Regions from separate parts of the Homo sapiens genome. Here all the other regions are linked to region 1. Evidence: chromatin loops called from intact Hi-C (ENCODE). Cell type or tissue: endothelial cell of umbilical vein. All regions are shown on one strand. Links, peaks and the distances in the headings refer to the core of each region. The heading gives the core; the rest is flanking DNA.

What was found. Hi-C counts contacts between places; a loop is a spot of excess contacts. Peaks named below come from ENCODE experiments on the same cell type or tissue, not always from the same donor. Only the 100,000 strongest peaks of a DNase experiment are listed, where the experiment ranks them.
Region 2: a loop joins it to region 1, with 5 times the contacts of the local background. A loop is called at or near these places in 4 of 110 quality-filtered maps.
Region 3: it touches region 1 in a loop (39-fold over the local background); 4 of 110 quality-filtered maps call a loop at or near these places.

Annotation. Positions count from the first base shown.
Region 1 is chr5:137,494,665-137,502,817 of GRCh38, forward strand. SPOCK1 (SPARC (osteonectin), cwcv and kazal like domains proteoglycan 1) reads right to left here and starts at 4,662. Exons shown (of 11, transcript NM_004598.4): 1 at 4,515-4,662; 2 at 3,709-3,894. The coding sequence starts at 3,894. RefSeq lists a silencer at 4,613-4,832. In endothelial cell of umbilical vein, for the core only: a CTCF peak has its summit at 4,742 (motif pointing left); a DNase peak (open chromatin) is centred at 4,697; H3K4me3 peaks cover 1,856 bases; H3K27ac peaks cover 1,377 bases.
Region 2 is chr5:137,356,484-137,364,636 of GRCh38, forward strand. All of the region lies in intron 2 of SPOCK1 (SPARC (osteonectin), cwcv and kazal like domains proteoglycan 1), which reads right to left. Among named protein-coding and RNA genes, the nearest start is that of SPOCK1, 140 kb to the right of the region's middle. In endothelial cell of umbilical vein, for the core only: no CTCF peak of the experiment used is centred there; DNase peaks (open chromatin) are centred at 4,348 and 4,978; H3K27ac peaks cover 3,213 bases.
Region 3 is chr5:136,244,748-136,252,900 of GRCh38, forward strand. TRPC7 (transient receptor potential cation channel subfamily C member 7) reads right to left here. Exons shown (of 12, transcript NM_020389.3): 6 at 6,902-7,135; 7 at 2,724-2,988. The region is part of intron 1 of TRPC7-AS2 (TRPC7 antisense RNA 2); the gene reads left to right. Among named protein-coding and RNA genes, the nearest start is that of TRPC7-AS2, 22 kb to the left of the region's middle. RefSeq lists an enhancer at 6,457-6,957 and a silencer at 6,640-6,840. In endothelial cell of umbilical vein, for the core only: a CTCF peak has its summit at 5,129 (motif pointing right); a DNase peak (open chromatin) is centred at 5,124; H3K27me3 peaks cover 532 bases.

The DNA of each region.
Region 1 (8,153 bases), core at 2,056-7,055:
ATAAGTAGTCTATGACAGCATAAGTTAAAGAATTTCCTCTAGCAGACAAGAGGTTACATGAAAGAAGAGATTACATGTATTTATCTTGTTCACTCTTATAACCCAATGCCTAGTCAATGGTAGATAAATATTTGTTGGAATGAATGAAGGTACAAATGAACAGAGGAAAATTTCCTTATGGTAATGGTTATGGAAAGCCAAAGCCAAATCAGATGCAGAAAAATTAGGAGAATGGTTGTGGCATCTTGATCCCTCAACCTCAAGCCATGGAGGAGTTAAATGCATGTCAGCTAAAGATGGAAAATTATTGAACAACTTAATACAAAGATCTGCTTCTTCATCGCCTCCTTAACATTGTGTACAAAAGTCCAGGCCTCCATCTGGCCAAAACTTCCCAATTGCTAGTGTTTATAAAAGAAGAATGACAAAACTAACAGACCACAAATACATTTAGGAGCAATCATCTGAGCATTGTTCTATTTGTCCTGGATCTGTAACTCCAGGGAATAAGCCATGGAGTTGTTCTAAAGGCTTTACTTCTAAAAAGAAGGGGATAGGAAGTATTTATACATCTAGAGCAATAGGACACTTTTCAAAATGATAAGTAGAGGTTGCCAGGTCACCTCTGGCAATGTCACAGCACACCCAGTAGTCAAGGGATATGGAACACGCACCCCACTGTCATATTCATTTCAAAGTTGACCCTGTAACAACACCCAAGGGCTACAATCAACTCTCTAAGAGCAGCCCTTAGTTTTCAGTTTCCAAGTTTCAAAAATCACATCTGAATCTCTCCCCCAAGTCCAACAAAGAGACAAGTCAGGAGGAAGGCAAGAAGTTTTCTTTCACAATGAGTTCCAAAAATTGACATGCATCATAACAATAATTGTGGGACACAGCCTTTCAAAGTTATCAGTAGCTTCAACAAAACAAAGAAACAGCAAAGAAGCTGAGGCTTTGTCAACCTCAAGCAAGGCTTGGCTCAATGAAAATGATTAGGCTGGCTGAGCAACTGCAAGATTAGCTGAGGCTTTATCGATTGTCCACTGAATAGTAGGTTTCTGTAGAAAGCAAATTCTTACCCTCTGTTCCCAGGCTCAGGCTTTGTGATTATTCCAGGGACTTGCCCTAAAAGAGTGTCTGGTCTGAGTTCCACAACACTTTAAAGAGGTTAATGACATTAAATTATGTCTGAGCCACTGTTAGTGTCAGGTGACTCCATACAGCACATAAAATGGGTGATGAATGAAGAAGTTTGGGATTTTTTTGAACATTTTTAGATGTTTTAATGGCATGCTGGATTAAATTATCATTTTTTAAATATATGCTGCTAAAAATATTAGTTTAATGTCTAAAACCGCTCCAAAAACAAAAACAAAAAAAAATAGTGTATTGGGACATAAAAGCTTTTCTTTTTGTTATGTCTTGGACATTTTTATACTATCTAAAGGCAGTATTTCCTAAACATTAGAATAACCTAGTATGTTTGCTTAAAATATGGATTCCCTGCACTCACCCCAGAAATGTAAAGTCAGATTCTCCAGGGTAGGACCATGGATGCTATAATTTAACAAGCACTTCAGGTGAGCTTCATCCTCAGTCAGGTTTGGAAACACACTGTTCCAAAGATCTAAAAATGTCACCACCATCCATAATAAAGATGGGAAATGAACAGAAGCCCAATTTTAAAAAATTTAAAGCTAAGCAGGAATTCAGAATATCATGCTTATGATACACTGAGACTAGAAAATCTTGAACAGGCATGAAAGCACAGTAAACCTTTCCATAACCCAAAGATCCAAAAAAGCACAAGTGTTTTCAACTCAATCCAGCTGCCAGGAGCACCAAGGCATCTATCTCCAGAGGTGGCCCTTCACTTCTAATCCTGGCTCAATTCTTCCACCTCTAGCAAAGTCAAGCAACTGCCCTGCTCTTCAACTCTATCTAAAAGATAGCCATAGAAAAGTAAAAACAAAACAAAACAAAAAGCAAAATTATCTCTGCCCCAGGTGAATCCTTCATGGTTTGGGCACATTTTTCAGCCATAGGGAAAGGTAATCAATGAAGGATTCTCAGATCTAAGCAGTTAACAGAGCAGGTCAGGAATGGGGCAATGAATGGCAGGAATCTCACTGGGGTAGGGGAGGAAAGTGAGGGGCATATCTACTGCAAAAGACCCTAGTAGTTATTATGTATCAATTAAAAATTTTAATGAAATTACAATTTCGATAAAAGGCCCCAAATAGCTGTGGCTATTCATTGAAAGTGTTTGAAATCCCCTTTCCAAGAGAAGCAGTCCAACATCAACTAGAAAAAAGAAGAGGAGGAACAGAGAGGAGAGTGATAAACCCCCACACAAAGCTATGAGTGCATCTCCTCTGGACAGGGATCTGGAGAGGGTGCTCTTTAAAAAGTGTATGGAAACATCTGGGATTCATTCAATGTCTCAAATTCCCTCTCCCTGCAAGGCCTGCAGATACTGAGAGCAGAGCTTAGAGGAGTCCAGTGGAGGAAGCTGATCCCCATACATATCCCACCTCAAAGAGTCTGTAAACCATGCCCGGGGACATTAACAAAGGGGGTCTGTGGTATAGGTCAAATTATCATATTTAAAAAATACATGCTGCTAAAAATATTAGTTTAACACCTAAAACTGATCAGAAACAAACAAAAAGAAACAGTGCCTTTGAACATTAAAGCTTTTCTCTTTTTTACTGTTATGCCTTGGGCACTTTTACAATATTTAAGGCTTCTCAGAAACAGGAATTCCTAATGTTAAGTACCATAAAACATGGTACTCCCAAGTCCCCTAGAAGGGCATGGCCCTGGCCAGCTGGGGCAGTCCTTGAAGAAGCTGGCAGACGCTCCCACAGAACAGAGGAGATGCCATCTGCTGGAAAGACTGCACCAGATGCCTCTTGCCCCACATCCCTGGGGCACACCTGGGGAGTGGCAGCCAGCCTTGAGGCAGAAACAGGCCGCAAGTGTGTTTCTGCGTGTCCGGGAGTAACTTTCTCCACTCCCAGGGCTCCCACGGAGGAGCAATGCTCTGCCACCCAGGGTCCCTTTCAGGGCAGGGGACCAACTGCACGGGCTAGTTGTTCCTGTTTCAAGATTCCGAGGGTCAAACCACCCCACCTCCCCTGTATTTTATCAGGCCCATTGCCATGACCGCCTCCCTCAACACACACACACACACACATGCAACACCTGACTCCCATAAATAGCTCCCCCATAAATAGCTTGGACCACTCCCAGACCCAACCTCTCCAGTAGGGATTCTCCTGACACACCCCAGAGATGGTCCACGCCACCGCTGCCCCGGGGAGGTTTTCTCCGGAGCTAGGGAAAGTCTACCATCACGGTTAGGAGAAGTCGGAAGCTCAGAGAACCTCTTTCTCCACAGCTACTGGTGATCTGTGCTGTATTTTAGTGCAGTCACCTCCCGCAGCCCTACGAATACACACACCTGGGCCACAGGTAACAGGCAAGCGCATGGAGCCTTCGAAGTTCTCTTTAAAGTTCCTTTCAGGCAAGACCGCACCCAGGAAGCTGGGACCGACCAGCCCCCGCGGGAGATGCCCACCTGTCCCCCTCCCAACCACACACACACACACACACACACACACACACACACCCCAACCCCGCTTCAGGGGTCCCCTCCGAGAGGCTCCGCGCCCCCCAGGGCCGGGTGGCGCCGGTACTCACGTCTCGAAAGCGGTTCCAGTACTTGTCCCGGTCGTACTGGGAGACGGTGCTCAGCCACTGGTCATTGTCTAGGAAATTGCCGTGGTTGGGGCCCGCGCCTCCGGCGAGCGCGTCCAGGTGCCGGCTCTCGACTTGGAGGAAGCACCACGCCGCGGCGGCCGCCGCCAACACCGCGATCGCCGGCATCTGCGGGGCAGGGCGCGCAGGGCGATGAGCGAAGAGGGCGGGCGGCCGCGAGCCCCGGGCACCCAGGCGTCCCAGCGCCCCAGCCCGGAGGCGGGGACCCCGCGGCGGGCACGGGCAGCGCTCGCGCACCTGGGGCGCCTGTCGCGCCTCTAGACCCAGGGACCCCTCTCACGAATGGGGGACTCATCTACGAACGAGGAGGCTGCGTCACGAATCCGAGGCTGCCGTCCAACTACAGGGGACCCGTCTCGTCTATTCTCCGAGTGCCCCACAGATGCCGCCCTCCTATCAGGGGCTTGGTACCCCTCCCCAGAAGCGGGGAGCCCGGGTCCGCACGCCGCACTCCCACAGACGGTGCGGTGCACACGGCTTTGGGGCAGGAGAGGGGAGAACAGGGCTCCAGCAGCACCCGAGCTCCGGCAAGCGGGGTGGGGGCTGCCAGCAGCTGGGGGTCCCCGGCGACAGCTAAGGGAAAGGTCTCCCTTGAGCGCCCTGAGGTCTCGGGGGTAAGAAAGGCGCGCGGAGGTAACCCCAGGCCCTGACCCTGCCAGCCCCCTAGGCGGCCGCGGGGAGGTCCCAACTACTCCAAGTTGGGGCGCGGGGTTCCTCTGGGCACGTACCTTGGGGGCCGGCCCGGGTCCCCTAGTCCGAGTTGCTCGAGCTCCCGCGGCACGGTCGCCGGGAAGGCTGATCGCCGGCTCGCGCCCCTGCGCTCCTGCCACACGCCGCCGCCGAGCGTCTGGCCGCTTTGTGAGCCCGCAGCGATGTGCTCTGCTCGCTCGCTGGCTCGGGCGCGGCGTCCGCGGGCGGAGGAGGCCGAGCGCGCGAGCCAAGGCTCTGGCGCCCCCTGGTGGCCGCGCGCTGCCTGCCCGACAGCCCGGCCGCCCCAGCCCGGAACGTGGTCATTCACATCTTTTTTTTTTTTTTTTTTTTTTTTAATTTACTTCTATTTTTTTTTTTAATTATACTTTAAGTTTTAGGGTACATGTGCACATTGTGCAGGTTAGTTACATATGTATACATGTGCCATGCTGGTGCGCTGCACCCACTAACTCGTCATCTAGCATTAGGTATATCTCCCAATGCTATCCCTCCCCACTCCCCCCACCCCACCACAGTCCCCAGAGTGTGATATTCCCCTTCCTGTGTCCATGTGATCTCATTGTTCAATTCCCACCTATGAGTGAGAATATGCGGTGTTTGGTTTTTTGTTCTTGCGATAGTTTACTGAGAATGATGGTTTCCAATTTCATCCACGTCCCTACAAAGGACATGAACTCATCCTTTTTTATGGCTGCATAGTATTCCATGGTGTATATGTGCCACATTTTCTTAATCCAGTCTATCATTGATGGACATTTGGGTTGGTTCCAAGTCTTTGCTATTGTGAATAATGCCGCAATACACATACGTGTGCATGTGGCTTTATAGCAGCATGATTTATAGTCCTTTGGGTATATACCCAGTAATGGGATGGCTGGGTCAAATGGTATTTCTAGTTCTAGATCCCTGAGGAATCGCCACACTGACTTCCACAATGGTTGAACTAGTTTACAGTCCCACCAACAGTGTAAAAGTGTTCCTATTTCTCCACATCCTCTCCAGCACCTGTTGTTTCCTGACTTTTTAATGATTGCCATTCTAACTGGTGTGAGATGATATCTCATAGTGGTTTTGATTTGCATTGCTCTGATGGCCAGTGATGATGAGCATTTTTTCATGTATTTTTTGGCTGCATAAATGTCTTCTTTTGAGAAGTGTCTGTTCATGTCCTTCGCCCACTTTTTGATGGGGTTGTTTGTTTTTTTCTTGTAAATTTGTTTGAGTTCATTGTAGATTCTGGATATTAGCCCTTTGTCAGATGAGTAGGTTGCGAAAATTTTCTCCCATGTTGTAGGTTGCCTGTTCACTCTGATGGTAGTTTCTTTTGCTGTGCAGAAGCTCTTTAGTTTAATTAGATCCCATTTGTCAATTTTGGCTTTTGTTGCCATTGCTTTTGGTGTTTTGGACATGAAGTCCTTGCCCACGCCTATGTCCTGGGTCATTCACATCTTAATGCAGGGCTAAAATCAGCTTTCAGGCCCAGGCTGGTGCGAGACAGAAGAGGGGACTGAGGATATGAGGCCAAGACGCAGGCCAGCATGGAGGCATTCTCAAAAGGAAGGCCGTCGGGTTATCTAGATCAAAATCACCTGGGTGGAGAGAGAAGCGAACTTCCTAAAAATGATTCCTGCCCCACCGCCCCACTTGCTGAGTCAGCATTCCTTAGGAAAGCTTCCAAGTCTGCACTTTTAATGAGCTCCCGAGGCGTTTTTTATGCATGGCAAAGTTTGATAACCACCGTCCTGCCATTCCCTGGATAAGTGAATATCTGCACTGCCCATCCCAAGTCATGCACCCACCTGCATCTCTGCACTCCCATGCCCTATGCCATGCTTACCACTGTCCTGCCCCTTGAGAACCGGCCCCAGCACTAACCTGTTGAGTTCCCCTAGATGGGAGGGAGGGGAGAGAGGAAAAACAGATCAGGCTACAGGGACAGAACACTGAGAAGCAGAAGTCTGGTCCTGCCCCATCCCCCACCCCGTTTCCAAATACCAGCAATGTTTGGTGAAATAGGGCTGGAAGGGACTTAATGTCTTCCCCTGCCTGTATACAAGTGATACTGGCCTGTCACCTTTCTCTGTACAACTACACCCCATTCCCCAGACACCTGAGCGCTCTTTCAGAACAAGTCTGACCATCCCATCACCCCTCTCCCCTCAACACAAAATTCTTCACAATGCTTTCCTGATAAAGACCAATCTCCTGGCTGGAGCCCCCAGGCCCCGCACATCTGGACCCCGCCTCTCACCCCACTCTCTCCTCCTCTGACCTTCTGGACGGGCTGGCCCTGACCCCAGTGGAAATGGGCTCCCTCCACTCCTGGGTATTCACTTCTGCCTGGGCTGCTGTCCATACCCAGTCCCAGCACAAGTCTCATTAATTCTGCTCTCTGCTTATTCATCCTCACTTCTTCAGAGACTCTTGCTACACCTGTGGACCAGGCCAGCACCTGCAGTGATGCTGTCTTTGAGAACACAGTGCTTCTCTGGCTGTAAGCTCAACTGATATCACTTACTCTATGTCTGCCTCCCCACCTGGCTAGAGCTCCTGAGGGCAGAGGCTATCTTTGTCTTGTTCACCACTTCTCCCAGTGCCCAGAGTTGACACATTGTTAGTGCTCAAAAAAATTTGATAAATGAATGAATGATTTAATGAATGAATGCCACCCAACCATGTCTGGAACAACAACACATCTCAGCCAGCATGCCAACAATAATGTATGGTGTGATCAATAATAAGTTGCGCTACAAATAATTTGGTTACATATAATAGTTGAATGTGTGGAAGTCAGCAGATCTGTGGTTTTCCCAACATTACTCTGCCTGATTTGCATTCCTAGAAACTTTCTCAAAAGGGAGAAAAAGGAATGGAGTCACAGCTACTATGTTGGGGACTGCACATCATCCACGGTTTATTTTATCATGGAATGCTGTGGGTGGGTGCATCAGAGTGGGAGAGAGGTTTAGAAATGATGAAGAGACTGTTTCTTATGTTCATAGAAACCCAAGTAAGCAGCACTTCCCCATTTATCTGCCCAGTGTGACAGCAAGATCTCTCCAAGGAGTTGTCCCTAAATGTCACTTTTGCCTCCTCACCTCCAACTCATTCTTCAACCCACTCCAATCTGCCTTTCATCCTCACTAACTGAAATGACTTGTCACCATCAGCAGCCTCCTCCAAGTCACCAGATCCAGTGGGTACCCTCGATCCTCCCCAGTGTGGCCTCTGAGCAGTTTCTTTTGGCTCCCGTGGCTCCAACCCTCCTGGCTTTCCTGCTCCCCCCATCATTCCTGCTGACATTCCAGTGCTTCTTAGGGCTCAGACCTATCCCTCTTCTCTCCCCCAAAACCCTTTCCCCAGGTGCCCAAGTCCAGTCCTATGCTGAGATCCTCCAGGTACATTTCCAGCCCAGAAATTCCAATGACTTCTGACTGTACCTCCAGCTTCATACTTTACATCTCCTCAATGCCCCACGGGCACGTCAGATCTGTGACCAGGCCAAAACAGAAGTCTGGATGTCCTCCATGCCTCTGTGTTCTCCTTTCATCCCTGTTAGAGTGAATGTATCCGCATCCACATGGCTGCTTAAGTCAGAACCCCACAAGTCATCTCCAGTTCATCCATCTCCTCGCCCCTCACCTCCCATCCATCAG
Region 2 (8,153 bases), core at 2,115-7,114, 140 kb before region 1:
GATACCATTTACCTCCATTTTAGAGGCAGGGTGCGGTGGTTCAGGCTTGTAATCCCAGCACTTTGGGAGTCCCAGGTGGATGTATCACTTGGGGGCCAAGAGTTTGAGACCAGCCTGGCCAACATGGCAAAACCCCTGTCTCTACTAAAATACAAAAAATAGCCAAGCATGGTGGCACATGCCTGTAATCCCAGCTACTTAGGAGGCTGAGGCACGAGAATCACTTGAACCCATGGAGCAGAGGTTGCAGTGAGCTGAGATCATGCCACTGCACTCCATTCTGGGCAATAGAGCAAGACTGTCTCAAAAAAAATAATATATATATATATATATATATATATATATATATATATATAGAGAGAGAGAGAGAGAGAGAGAGAGAGAGAGAGAGAGTATGCAGACCAACCAGGGGGCCAGCTACTTACTATGTTTCCTCTCCCAGCCCCAGATCCTAGAGCCAAGCTCCAGCTTAATATAGCTATAGGGCACCTTCTTTACAGGAGCTTCTCCTGTCTCCCAGGAACACAAAGGGAAGTTGGCCTACTGCTGACCTGGCCATTAGCAAAGACTCCCTTCCCTTTCTCTCATGTCTATACAAAGAACTGGTTTCTGCTCTCCCATGGCTCCATCTTCCCTATAGAAACTCCCCTGAACAGGGTATCAGAGCTTACAACAGAATCCAACAAGAGGACCACTCATGGAGTTTGCTATCTTACACTAGTCCATCCTCTTCTTAGGCCACCGTGCTAACTCCATCCATTCAGCTAATCATAATTGAACATCTATAATTATGATTCAGGCACTAAGGACAAAGGGGTGAGTAGAACATGTTCTCTGTTGTTAGGGAGTTCACAGACCAGAAGGGTAGGTGCTCATGCAAACAAACCACTACAAAACAAATTAGCCCTGATGCACACTTTGTTCTAGGCACAGGGTGAGGCATTGGGGGATGTGGGAATGAGAAGTGGAATAAATACATGTTCAAGGTCAGTGGGAATATAAAGGAGCTCATGATCAGCTCTGCTTGTGGAAGGAGAGGGTCAGGGAAGGCTACGCAGAGAAAGAGATGCCTGACTGGGTCTATAAGAACGAGTAGGAGTTGCCAGGCAGACATGTTACACCCACATGCACATATGGGGAACGGCAAGCAGGTGAGTGTACACAAATGCTTTAAGGATCATGATGCAACCCAGCTTGTACTGCTGGGACAAGCTGAATATAGACTACATATTTCCTTTAAAGAGATCAGTGTGTTTCCATTTGTGACAAATGATTCTCATACAATCTTTGTGAAGTTGGAAGGAAATGGAACTTCTCTCATTCTGTCACAGCAGAATAATTGGAACCCTTATAATTCCCTCTTCTTACCTTCTGTTAATAATCCACCTTTCATCAGAATAAAATATCATTACCCTAAGGTACCATTCCATTTAAACCTTATGGATCTTCCTAGGAATCAAGAAATCATTGCCAGGCTCACTTCACCCTGAGACACAAATGAGAAAAAAAAAGACCAGAAATTTGCCTTCTGACAAGGACTTCTGGAGTCCCATTTCCTTCCTGAGGACTGTACCAGTCACTGCAAATCCTGAAGGTTTTTCTATGCAGAAGTCAGAAAGCACCAAGTGATGCAACTAGCCTGCTTAGGGAGGAGGAGTAGAGTAAAGGTGTTTTGTGGCTGCTATGTGTCCATGAGACACATCACTGAGCAATGACTGAACAAATCAGTCACTTTCCCAAGGCCAAAAAATCACTCCACCATCCTTCATACCTGCCAAGCATCCCCAACAGGTGATGTTCATCCAACACCACTGCCCAACTCCCAGAAGAGGACACAGCCTTGACCCAGGGCATCTCTTACCCCTGATCTGTACAACACGTTTGGCTCTTATTACCTTCATGACGGAAAGGAAGGAAGGAAGGAAGGAAGGAAGGAAGGAGGAAAGAAAGAAAGGAGGGAGGGAGGGAGGGAAGGGGAGGGGAGGGGAGGGGAGGGGAGGATGGAAGGAGGGAAAGGAGAGACAGAAGGGAGGAGGTGGAGGAGTGGGGGAAGGAAGAGGGGAAGGTGGAGGGGAAGGGGAAGAGGAAGGGGAAGGGGGAGATAAACTTCCTCCCTCTGTAATATCTCCCCAGACAGCCGTATCTTTCCACCAACCATGACAAGAAATTGAACCTATCCAACAGGTCTTCAGCAGTTTCCTGCAAACCTGGAATGTTCCAGGTGGCTGTGCATCTAAGAGACATTTTCTGTTGGTTTTTGAAAACTGTTTATATCAGAGTTTGATATTCTTTGGCTAACCCCTAAGACTCTGTCCAAACAGATTAAACACTCAAAACTTTGAAGGGTTTTTCTATGCCTCCTGGACAAAATTTCAAGACTTACATGATCAAGTCAAGACTCTAGGTACCCTGAACTCCAATTTAATAGGCACTTTTGGATGGTACTGAAAGTATGAACTCATCACAAAGCCTGCAGTATAGAACAGAGCACAGCTTCTTAAGGCATCATTTCTGGGATGAAGGCTAAAAATTGTCTATCACAGCCAGTTAGCCTCAAAGGGAGTCTAAATAAATCGAGCCCACTGGGGAGTCTGTGAAATAAGACCTATATTAGGAGCAATCTTTTGAGCATCATGTCCATATGAAGTAAGAATTCTCCCTCTAACTGGGGCACAAGACCCTCTTAAGAATAAAACTTTGGATCATTTCACAGTAATATGACTGTATCTTAGAAAGCAATCTAGGGATTGAACTAGAAATTTGCATGATACTCTCATTTGGTTATAAGACCCCTCTCTGGCTGTTCGTCACTAGGAAAGCAATTGCCCACGGGAAGGTGAGCAAGATACAAGGCATTCTCATTATCACCTCCCTCTCTGATTAAACACCAAAATATGTTTGATCCAGAGCATACAAAATCAATTAAGAGAGTTAACACATGTAAAGCATGTTGAATCCTGAATCAAAATTAGCTATTATATCAATAAAAATAATAGCTTCCATTTATTGAGTATCTACGACAGGGCAGACAGTAGGTTAGCACATGTGCTCTCTAATTTAATCCTAACAGCCAACCCTGCAGGATAGTGCTAACTCTCACATTTTACAAAGGTAAAGAAATGCAAATTGTGTTAGTTTCTGCCTTGCTTGCAGGCCTTTGCTAATGAAAAGTCATTTTTACTTTTTTATAAAGCACTGCAGTCCATACTAAGGAGCAAATGCAGTCAGCATTTGTATATGCTTGCCCAAATTGGATAAAGATAAAAAGTCAAGAAGAAATACATAGGCAGATACATTTCCTGAACTGGATTTTTTTTCCTCTAGGATGGACATAATATAGCGTGGAGCTTTCTCTACATCACTTGCACATCTATGTGGGTTACCTATCCACTGCTGGGAGATGGCTGTGGTCCACAGATTTGTCCTGAAGCAACTTCAGAGACCCTCGTGGTGACAAATGTACTACTAAATCCCCACAAGGGTGTCCCTGACCAATTCCATCTCCTGATCACCCAAGTAATTAAGAGGGCCAACTTCTATTTCAACCACTCAGAGAGGATTTAAGACCAAGAGCAATTGGTGCCATTAGTCTCTTGTTGCAGATGCACAAGTCTAAGCCCAGGTCAGCTGTCAAACATAAACATGCAAGATCCAACATGCAATCAGTTTGCCACACCAGCCATCTCTCCCTGTGTCATTCCTCATGGGAAACACATAAAAACAAACACACAGGTAACAAGGCAAAAGGAAGAAGGCAGGCATTGTGTGCTCAGAACTTGGGAAGAGTGTTGGTTTGAGTTTTGCCCTTGCTAAAATGTTGTGTCACCTCACATCTTACAAAGGCACACAGTCTTGTCCACATTAATCCAACAGTCATCTGGACCCACATGGACCTTGAGCATCCCTAAAGTCGCCAGAAGGCAGACAGGATCCGGGATCTCACAACAGTGCTGCTGAACCTTCAAAAGGCAAGAGTACTTCCAAATATACCCTTCCTAGGATGCACCCTTAAGTCAATGGAGGTGATTCTCTCTGGAACATTGCCTCCTATTTCAGGAATAAGTCCAGCATTTCCAAATGAGTCTGCGCACTTTGATCTCTGCAGTGCCTCACTTTATTTCTAAAGGGCTTTATTTTAGGAAGATAGTCTTGATAATAATACAGCACAGTGATATTTGGGGTTCCACCACTCACAGTAACTACTAATTTCTTTTCCTTCCATCTCATTTAGGTGCACATTTCTCAGAAGACTGTCTACCATCCCAAAGAAAGCTGGTAGATCAGGGTTTCTCAAACTTCCTCCAAAGAGATGACTCAGAGACTGGGACTGGCTTCCTCTGGGAAGCCTTCACTCAACACTTCAAGTGAATTGATGGGTCCCTTCTGTACATGTTTCTACATATCCTCTACTTCCCATTAGGGCATTATCATATGATGTCTGTTATGGATTGAATGTTTGGGTTCCCTCCTAAATTCACATGTTGAAAAAGAACCCTAGCCCCCAGTGTGATGATATTTGGAGGTGAAGTGTTCGGGAGGTAATTAGGTTTAGATGAGGTCATGAGGGTGCTGCCCCATTAAGGGATTTGTGTCCTTATAAGAGGAAGAGACCCCAGAGTCTCCTCTCTTCTCTACGTGAGGATACAGAGAGAAGTTAGCCATCTGCAAGTCAGCAAGTGGGCCTCACCAAGAACTGAATCTGCCAGCACCTTGACCTTGAACCTTCTAGCCTCCAGAACTGTGAGAAATAAGTGTCTTTTGTTTAAGCCACCCAGTCTATGGTATTTTGTTATAGCAGCCTGAGCTATGACAATGTTATAATGATTAATTATCTCTCTATATGCCCTACTAGACTGTGAGCTCTGTAATGGGAGAGATAAGGTCTAATTTACTCACCACTGTATCAGAGTCACCTAACAGGGTCTGGGATATAAGAGGCACTAAGGAAATATCTGTTGAGTGAGTGGATGCATGGGTGGGTGGAAGCATGTGTACGTGCATAGATAAAAATTATGGTTTTAAAGAATATCAGACACTAGAGGAAATGCTTTATGGCATAAGTAAAAATGCAGGAAATAAAATTATTTAAACAATGTGATTTCAATTATGTAAACATTTACACACGATTAGGAATCTGGAAGGAAATATGCTAAAAAATGCTAATAGTGGTCATCTGGGTGGTAAGATTTGGATGACTTGTTGCCGTTGTCTTCATTTCCCATGTTTCCACAAATTGCGTATATTACATTTATGATTCAGAAATAAGATTACATTTTTAAAAAGCAAATTACTGAGAAAAAAACTTGTCCTCACATTTTAGGAGGTTTTCACCTATAAAAACAGGGCAGAGAGACTCGGGAAAGAAGTCAAGACTCTGGGTGAGTTCATGTTCCCAGAGTTTAGGAGCTCCTGCCTCTCCCAATTTCCCAGAAGCATGAGGGACCCTCAAACACAATGATTTTACAGCGAGCTTCCCCCTTAAGTGTTCCTCTCAGCCCCAGCCACTCAGTAAGGCGAGCTGTTCAGAGATGGAGGTGGAAGAAATGCCACCTTTTGAGGACAGATCCAAAACTACGAGGGATCAAGAGACCAGAAGAAAAAGGCTGGGAAGGAATTCCACCCAAATCTTCAGAGCCATCAAGACCAAAACCAAGAGAAGCACAAACATGTTCATCAAGCATTGAGAAGTTCCTCCCAAAACTCAAAAGTACAGAAGAAGGTCACTGCTTTAAAAGTGACTTATTTAAGGGTTAGAAGGGGGGTGGTGAAATTATAGATAATGACAATAATTGTAATAACCACTGCAGTTTACCATTTATTAAGGACTTAACACAGACGTCAGCAACCTTTTTTTTTTTTTTTTTGAGACAGAGTCTCGCTCTGTTGCCCAGGCTGGAGTGCAGTGGCATGATCTCCACTCACGGCAAGCTCCTCCTCCCAGGTTCACACCATTCTCCTGCCTCAGCCTCCCAAGTAGCTGGAACTACAGGCGCCCGCCACCACGCCCGGCTAATTTCTTTTTTTTTAGTAGAGACAGGGTTTCACCATGTTAGCCAGGATGGTCTCGATCTCCTGACCTTGCAATCCACCCACCTCAGCCTCCCAAAGCGCTGAGATTATAGGCATGAGCCACCGCGCCCGGCCAGCAAACTTTTAATGTAAAGGGCCAGGTAGTAAATATTCTCCACTTTGTGAGCCATATGACCTCTCCTCAACTCTGCCATTGTAGTGCAAAGACAGCTATAGATAATACATGAAAGAATGAGCATGGTTGCCTTCAAATAAACCTCTATAAAAACAGACAGACAGGGCAGATTTGGCCTGAGGGCCACAGTTTGCAACCCGTGGCTTAACATGGGCAGGCATTGTACTAAGCTCCTGACTTAGCACTAATTTAATTCCCACAACCCTCAAGTGGGGAAACTGAGACTCAGGAAGATTAAATCACTTGCCAGGCTATACTGTCAAAAGGTGGCAAGGCTCAACTCAACCCTAGGTTAGTTTGACTCCAAAGGGGACACACTTTTTCATGAGGTTATTCAGCCTCAGAGGCCCTCATGACAGTAATCAATCCTCCTTCACCACATGAACACGTACGGAGCACATCTTTGTGCCAGTATCAGGCTGAGTATGGGAGATCAAGGATGAATAAGATCCAGACCTTGCCTTCCAAAGTTCATAATTTGAGATGGGCATCTGCCCTGTAAGTACCTACCTAGCTCTCCCTCCCCAATACAAGTATGTCCCCAACAGAATAAAATAGGTCCAGGGATACCAAAAACTCACACCACAGACATGCATTAAATGCACCTCATTTCTTTACAAAAGGATTTTATGCTCTACACAAGACACTGCTAAGAAGTGACCCCACTCAGAACTTGTAAATATTGGCTTACACATCCATAAGTCCGGAGTGCGGAGGCCAAGAAACAAACTGCAGCCTGAGAAGCTCTACCAGAAATTTACTGTACTGAGTCACAGTTCAGCTTGATGGTTAAGGGCATAGAACCTGAAGACAGACCTGGACTGGAATCACAGCTCTGCATCACCTTGGGTAAATGACCAACCTGCTCTAAAAGCTTCAGCTACCTCACCTGTATACAAAAGTTAAGAATCCTTACTGTCCTAGAGCTGTCAGGAGACAATGTAGGGTTGGAGGACGGGGACTAGATTTGTCTTATCCATCATCATATCCTCAGCACGAGGCAGATACCAGGTGCAAAATAAATACAGGGGGATAAATAGAAATGGAGACTTTTTGAAATAACTTCAGTGAAAGGAAAATAGGACTTACTTTGCAAAGAACCTCCCAATTAAAGAAGTCTAGCACTGGAAGCAAGGTGCAGGTGTCCTGCAGAACCAGCCTGGGCAAGCCAGTCACTGGGGACAGGCTTGAGATGCACAAATCCATGCTCAGAATGGGCCTGGTAGGCCCTTCTCTGCAGGAAGCAGGGTGGATGGCAGTAAAAGTGAGCAGTGAGGTTCAGGTGCATCTTCTGTTTACCCATCTCTACATAAACAGCCTGAGATCCCAGGGCCCTGCACCTGCCCCAGCCCAGCCCAGCCCTGCTGCTCATTTCCCCCTAGAAGCTCATCTCCTGCTTCTGATTCTAAATAAACTCTGATCTTATTAACCTCCATCACATGGGGGAGTGAATACCCAGCCTGCCCCTTCACAGGCCTTTCTGACTGAGGCTGCCTCACTGGAGAAGGACAGAGGTTAAATACCGAGATTTGCAAGCAGTTTTCCCTAATACCTAAGCACCATCTGCCCACCTGTGGCTGCTTCATCAACCTCAAAGCTAGAGGCAATGATGTTGGGGAGCGGGGTGACGTTTTTTGCAGCTGTCATGTGCCAGGCACCATGGGGCTTAACACTCAAATTACGAGTGATTTATCTGCCAGTGGAAAGCTAAGTGACCTGATAGAAGAATCTGCACAAAGCCAAAGAAAAATGGAGTCATTTTTACACAGCCTTTGGATGGGGTAGATAAGCACAAGGCTGCAGAACAAAGAGCTTTTTGCATGAGGGTCCCACAGCCCTGGTGATACCTGAATCCAGGTGACAGGAGCACCTATAGTTCTGCTTTGCCTCCACCTATAGCTTCCCCACCTAAGACAAGGGCAATTTGCCCATTTCCCTAACAAACAAC
Region 3 (8,153 bases), core at 2,115-7,114, 1.2 Mb before region 1:
TTGCTTTTGGGTGATTGAAACTTATTCTATTCCTTCAGCAGTTAATCACTAAGTATTGGAGTGATATAAAGTAGTCCAGCTGATTCAACAATGTGCTTGGCCTGTGCTGGTGGACAGTGTGTAAGCTAGACCACTGCCCAGAAAGGGCGCTATAGACCAATTCAGTACTCAGGTGTCTTTTCTTGCAATTTATTCTCCCCTGAGGATAAATTATTCACCATCTCCATTATCATCATTACTATTTATTGAAGGCTCACTTTATGCCAAGCATTGCATTTGGTCGTATTTCTTCTTATTGGATCCTTACAACAATCCTGTGAAGTTGGCTCTCTTAGTATTCTCATTTTGGAGCTGGGGAAATTGAGGCCCAAGGGATTTAAGCACTTGCCCAAGGCCACAAAGTCAGTAAGAGGCCGAGCTCAGACTGAAACCTAGTCTGTCGGTCCATGGGGTACCAAGGCTCCAACATAGCCTGTGGGCCGAGGAGCAGAGCCAAGCACCTCTCAGGTGCATTTCTCAGCACTGGGCCTGGCACCTATTCTCTTGACACACAAACTACTTTGCTTCAGGGAGTAACAGCTTCTGTGGTTCAGCAGCACCAGAGTCCCACTCTTTTAGGTAGTTTCAGCTGGGTGGGGCAGCGCAGTCCATAATTCTGAGCTAAGTGGCACAGAATTCATTGTACTTGGTTCTCAGAGACAAGTATCTTACCTTAATGGGTGATTTCTCCAGAAGAGTAAGATGAGGCCCTGCTGCAACCTGGAAATTGCTCAGGGAGTCTGAGGGGCAGGGATCAGAGCCATTTCTACTAGCTGGAAAACTGACATTCTAGGCCACTCAGGGCTTCCTGGGGACAAGTGTCAGGAAGTGCTTAGCCCCATTGATCCTGGCTGCTGTGCTGGGATTCCACAAGGCTGAAAACCTGACTATCCTCCTTTCAAGACTTTGGCCAAGAGCTTGGTGAAGGCAAGGAGAAGTTCTGGAACTGAGTGGGTCTGGGGCAGGACATGGACTGGAAACACTTCTGTGTTTCAGGCACTTTATGTAAACATCCTCATTTATCCATAAAGGTATTTGTGAATAAGGTGGGAAACCTTATTTTCATTTTATAGACGAGGACACAGAGGCTCAGATAAATCAAATGACTTAAGTTCACCGGCCAGTATATGCCTGTGTCAGGAAGTATATTCAGGTCTTCCACACTCTTCCACTAGACCCTTCTCGGTGCTACCGATGGCTGGCCCTCCAGGAGACTATCTGGCATCCTGCCCCGTGCCCATCCCCAGGGGAGGAGCTTTGGATCTTTGTGGACACAGGCTTAGAGAGCTCCATCACCACTTCCACGGTGGGGGATGTGCATGCCATTGTGTTACTCTGCCTGCTTTCTGGAGCACCCCTAGCAGCTACTTCTGGACCCCAATTTCAGTGTCTTGCCTCATGCTCAGGCTGCATGCCTCCTGCCTCTCTCACATGGGCTTTCCTTCCTGCTGCAGAGGCACATGATGCTGCAGGACTTGCTGGGTGTCCACACACAAGACCTGGCTTGCCCAGCCAGGCATGGAGAGCAGTGACCTGCAACCACTCGCAGACCTGCCTCCCATGCTGTGTGGATATGGCTTCCCCAGGGCTTCCCTGGAAGTGTAGGTGAGTTAACGTCCTATGGAGTGACTAATGAGAGACAGCAGATGGGACTGATCTGGATGATAAATTCTCTATTCTCAGCCTGATGGGCTATTCTGAGATGTGGTCTTTCCAGATAGTCCCCCTGGAGAGGTCCATCATGCCCATGCTGTGTATTCTGGTGGGCAGTGGCCAGGGAGCTGCCTGGATTTGCTTTCCCCATCTTCACTTCACACACCTCTCATGCAGCAGCACTTTGTACTTGCTTCCCCTCTTCCCATTCTTCACTTTCCTTTTTCCTTCAGTTTTATTTCCCTTAGATTGCAACTCCCTCACTCTAATAAAGTGTTAGCATGCAACTTTTACCCAGAGTTCTGTTTTCTAGGCAACACAGGCTAAGACAATAATAACAGTAAGAATAATTTTTTTTACCACATATTGAGTTTACTACGTGAGTTACATCATCTCACTGAATCCTTGCACAATCTCTATGAAGAAGGTACTATTATTATCACCATTTTAAAAACAAGAAAATGAAGTATCAGAGATGTTAACCCATTTCCCCTTGGCCCCAAGAATACTCGCCAGCATGCTTGCTGCTGCATTGTTTACCCTGAGATAACTCATGGATTGCAGTCCTAACTTTACCCCCAAAGTTTACCACCACAAAATATCTCGCTTTTATTATTATTTTCACATCACTCTAGTCTATCAACTTTGGAAACAAAAGACAACATTATATTAATGGCATTCTGTTTTTAGTAGTGGTCTTTCCATTTATGAAATTTCCATTTATGAAATAATTCCTGATTGCTGAGAATGTCAAATCCTAGAAAACGTAGCATTCCTACATGTGATTTTTTTTTTTCTAAATGGGAACATGCTCTGGTCACACGAAATGTAAGTGGCAAAGTGAGGATTTAACTCAACTCATCTGTTCAACTCCAGAACCTGAACTCTAAACCACCCTTGAATAAAGTTGCCTTTAACCTTGAGAGATAGCAAGGAAACAGCAGTCTCTGCAAGAAGCCACCTTCAGGAGACTCCCAAGGATTCCCAGGAAGCCCAGGGAGAACCTCAGGGGAAAGCTCTCAGATACTCACGTTGTAAACGCTGGGTTGTATTTGGCACCTCGGTAGTAAGAGTACAGGTTGAACATCCCAATCATGAAGGCCACAAATACCATGATGAAAATGACCATGAACTTGAAGATATCTTTCACAGTTCTCCCTAGCGAGATCTGCAGGGGCCCAAAACTCTCGTTGGCTGGCAGAATGTATGCAATGCGAGAGAAGCTCAGCACGACGGCTATCGCGTAGAGCCCTTCCGATATGATCTGAGGGTCTGAAGGCCACCACTTGTCCCTGGCTAAAAGAAAACAATCTGGGTTACTCACGAGGCCACAGGATCTATTCTAGAAGAGAAACCAGTTAGGCATCTTTAGAGGTCTCCAACTGCATCATTTGCCATTCTTGTCCTTGTCCTTAAATTAATCCCAATATCCAGAAGTTGCCACCCTCCCTCTTGGAATGTGCTGGACCATCTGCCTGGAACACTCTTCTCTCACTTCGAAGTATGATTCATTCCTAATCCTCCTCTAAGACTCTGCTCAGGCATCACCTCTTTCAGGAAGCCTTCTGTGATCCCCCTTACCCCCACCACGGGCTGGGCAGGTTCCCAGTTTCCGTCTGTGCTCTCATTGTATCCTGTACACCCTCCATGTCTTGGCACTCACCAGGCCACTTGCTATTCTGTCTCCCTCACCAGTGTTTAGCTCCATGCTCAGGAGCTGTCCCACTCACTGGGGAGGCAGCGCGAGGAATAAGATGGGCAAGAGCATGGACTTGGGAGTCAGACATCCCTGAGGCTGAATGTGGCCCATCCACCTACTGGCCACATGACTCTGAGAGACAACTAACTAACCTTTTGAGCTTTATTTTCCTCCTCTCTAAATTATGGATAATATCCATTTCACAGGACTGTGGAGAGGATGAAATGAAATCATACATGTAAAGTGCTCAGCACAGGGTCTGGCACACAGCAGGTACAGATAAGTGTTTGTCAAATGACTGAATAGACTTTTAACCACAAGTTTAGACCAGACACAGGTCAGAACAAATAAGCTCACATGGGGACCAGGAATCTAAAGGATCTTGCCTGAAAAAATACTCTTGGGTTTTGTTCCTCAGGTACTGTGTGCTGGGATATTGCTCCTTGATTAAGCTAAGGCCCCAAAGTGGTGACCAGTCAGGCAGGTTTGCCACGACAGCCCTGTTCCAGGTAGGCAAGGGTCCTAGGACTGATCCTGAGCTGGGAAGGCTCTGCTTGTGGTCACTGTGACCACAAGGGCCTGAGCTCTCCTATGGGTATTTCTGCTGCAGAGCAAACCTGCAAAGTGTTCCTATTGCAGTTCTAATGGTACAAGGAGCAGCACCTATCACGAATCAGCTGTCTATTACATGTCAGTGATTCTCAAGTGAGGGCAGCACTTCTCTCATGGAGGATGTGTGGCGGTGTCTCTGGTTGTCAAAGTGACTGAATAGGAGTACTACTGGGATGCTAATGTCCTGCAATGCTCCAGACAGATCTGTACAATGAAAACTGCCCTGCTGGAAAAGCTAATAGTGTCCCTATTGAGAAATGCTGAGTGAAATATTAATTGAGAAGCATTGAGAAACCTAAATTAGCACTTACACTTACATTAGCTGTAATTTTCACAACAGCCCTGTAGAGTAGATATCATTATTGCCATTTTTAAGATTGGATTTAGGGTATGGGGTCCTTTTCAGAGACCGGTAAATGCAGATAGCAAGGATATTACATAGCAATTCGTGGCATTCCAAGGGAGATTGAAGAGGAAGGCTTTTATTCTTTATTTTCAAAACTAGACTCTGTTAAATAATTATAATAATAGAGAGCAGTAAGAAACCTTTAGTAAAGGAAGCCAGGCCACAAAGTTTCATGGAGTGATTCTAAATTGCATTTGGAAATATAATAACATTACAGATTCTATGTTCTCATCAAGGTCATACCTCAAAAAACCATGAAAGACTAGTAAGCAGAATAAATTACATGTTTTCCAATATATCTGTCATCTTCTATGGATAAATATTTGGATAAGATAAAATAAGACATAACTTCTCCCGTTAAACAGAAGGCAAAAAGGAATTCTTTTTTTCTGCGGCCTCTAGCTCACCATCTTAAACCTCAGTCACAATAACAAGACACTCTTATAATCTACTCAGATAGATTTAGCTGTTGTCAGATCCTGGTGACTAGGTCAGGACTTATATTGAAAAATATTATATTTCAACTGACTTGTAAAGAGTTGTGATGAGTGTAGAATGAACAGCACTGTGATGATTTGGACAAAGGGGTTTTCTCCTTAGAGCTATTTCCAAGAGAAAAATTGCCCTATCACAACCTGAAAAATTGTTATCTGCGCATTTGGTGCTGTAGAGGTTGGAAGGAGCCACCGTCCAGCTGGCCACAAGAGGGCTCTCCTGCCCTGTAACTGGAGCACAAGTTAAGCCAGAAATCCAAAGGATTTCCAAGGGCACAGCGTGAACCGCAAATACAAGAGCAATAACGTACTATGCTTTGGGTTGGGTGAGACCTTAATACAACCCATAAAGCAACAGAAGTCAGAAGTGGACAATACTGCAGCCTGAATCCTGGCATTAAGAAAAGTACATAATGCAGCATCAATATTCTCTCTTCCTTCCTTGATGAACCCTAACAAGACAGAGGATAATATCCAAGCTATTTTGCTTTAAGAAAGTCTGAATTTGCCAAACCCCAAAATGGCAGAGGGTGGGTGGGTGGATGACTTGTAATACTACAAGACTCTCCATTTCTCAATGGAGATTTCCCTACCACATTTACATGTAACATAATCTACACTGAAAACGGGCAGTTACTCAACTTTTGCGTTAAGCGAACAACCCTCTGCAGATCATTGTTGTACCTGACCACAGAATCATTGTTGTATCTTACCATAAAGATTCTGTGGTCCCGGAGCCATCTGGCTTCATGTAACAGGGACATTCAACACTCAATCCCTTCAAGATGTTGTAGCTACCATTAGCAATTGCCTACTAAGTGTCCAGCTGCTTTTTACTGTTAACAAGTATCTACTGTTCCTTCAACTTTCAACATCTTTCTGTTTCAGTACAGAAATTACAGTGTTTGAACAAGAAAATGACCCAAAAGGTAGTAGTAAGACATAACTTATTTTAAAATAAGTAAGCAGATAATAGCTGCTACCATTAAGTGAGCATTTACTATTTTCACAGCAGAGTGCAAAGCGCTTCACATACACTATTTTATTCAGCCCTCAAAACAAACTTTTTGATGTAGGTATTATTATCTCTGTTTTACATATGAGAAAAAAGAGCTCAGAAAAGTTAAGTAAACAAGATCTCACAGTAAACTACCGAACTAGGATTTGAATCCAGGTCTCTTCTACTCCAAAGCTTGGGGACATAACCACTATGCTATTCAGCATGATTTTCAAATCATGTCAGGCCAGGATTCCCTGCTATACAAGGCAATCCTGTATTTTCTGGAAACATTATAAGCCCTGCTATAAAAACCTGATTCTTCATGTTTAAAATAGGGACAAAAGAAGGACCCTTTTTTGCCGGGCTATTTGCAAGAATTAGAATTGTGTGTATAAAATGTCTACACAATTCCTGGCACATAGTAGGTTCTCAATAAACATATGTTATAACTATTATTAGTATTCCTAAAGTCTCAATCTACTACATCAAACTGTAAGCCTTTGCATTTTGCAAGAATTAAGGTAATTAAGGTATCTTCTAAGAATGTATCTTGCCACCAAGCAATAACTAGGAAAGCAGGATTTATTTTTGCACAAAACACAGGGATCCAATATAGAAGGAAAATTCTTCCGCATATACATATCCCTTTAGCGCTCCTGGATGCACATCAGAAACAAGACGTTTCTTAAAAACAAACAAACTACAGAAATGTTCCCAAGGGCCTTTCAGAAACAAATTCACCCTTAACACAAAAAGATTCATTTCTCAAAGTCACTAATTCCACGTTCTATTCTGCTGGCTACACTTCCAGGACCAAGGGTTTTTTTGAGGTGGAAAGGATGCTCTGCACTGACAGTGGAACTGCCAAAGTCGGCTGTGTTACAAATCATGGGCCACTTGATTACAAATAGCGTTACAAGTTCACCAGCCACAGTGAAGCACCAGGCCCACGTCCCGGAAGCGCCAAAATGGAGTAGGGGAAGCACTCTCCGACTCACCGTAGGTGAAGTATGCCACTTCCGGCGGAAGCGAGACATTGTGCAGCGTGTCGTCCTGCACGTGCTGGTCCACGTACAGCTGTGCCTCCGTGGCCTTCAGGAAGGCCATGAAGCGTGCTGTGAAGGAGGCCACGAAGATGGACAGCATCCCGAAATCTAGCAGGTTCCACAAGTGCAGCACGTACTCCCGTGGCCCCTCCTCCCAGATTTCCTTGCATTCGGACCAAATCATTCCTGTGGGAGAAGGAGAAGGCCAGGCTCACTTTTCGTTTCTCTTGGCATTTGTGACCGCATGAGGTCATGGAGGGAACCAGAGTACAAATGTAAATATCAGCTCTTTGGAGCTGGGACCGTCGATAGCCAGAGGCAGACAGAAACGTGTTTTCAAAGGCAGATTTAGACCCAGGAGACTCAGAGACTTGGCCTTGTGCTTACGAACACACTGTCTCTGCAAGTGAGGAGAGAGTTTTCATTCGTTGATAGATTCTTGGAGGGAATATAGGAGAAATACAGTTGCTGACATTTATACACTTTAAGAACTTTAAGAACTTAAAGAATCAATTAGTCCTAAATTAAATATAGGGAAACTGAGGTCCAGGAATTGTAAAGGGCTTTCTGAAGGTCCCCCCACTCCATGCCCCAAATTCTACAGAAATGCCCCAAGAACCTAGAACTATGGTTTTTTTTGGACATAGAACCCAGTTTTTTGTTTTGTTTTGTTTTGTTTTTAAATCCCAGATTAGAATGCTTCTGTATTTCTGTGTCATGAGCATTAATTTAGGGTTATTAGATTTTTTCTTACTCTTTCATAACTTATTGGATTTTAAAGATATATGTCCTCATTGTTACATACTAAACAATATAGAAGTATATAAACAAAATGTTACTAGTTTCCCCAGCCTTCCTCTAAGCCAGCAGCCCTTTTGGCACCAGGGACCAGTTTCATGGAAGACAATTTAACACAGGGTGGGGTTGGAGTGGGGGTGGAGGGTGGGATAGTTTCCAGATGAAACTGTTCCACCTCAGATCATCAGCCATGAGATTCTCATAGGATGGCAACCTAGATCCCTCACATGCATAATTTACAATAGGGTTTAGGCTCCTATGAGAATCTAATGCCGCTGCTGATCTGACAGGAGCTGGAGCTCAGGAAGTAATGCTGGCTTGCCCACCGCTTACCTCCTGCTGTTCAGCTCGATTCCTAACAGGCCACAGACTGGTACCAGTTGGCGGCCCAGGGGTTGGGGACCGC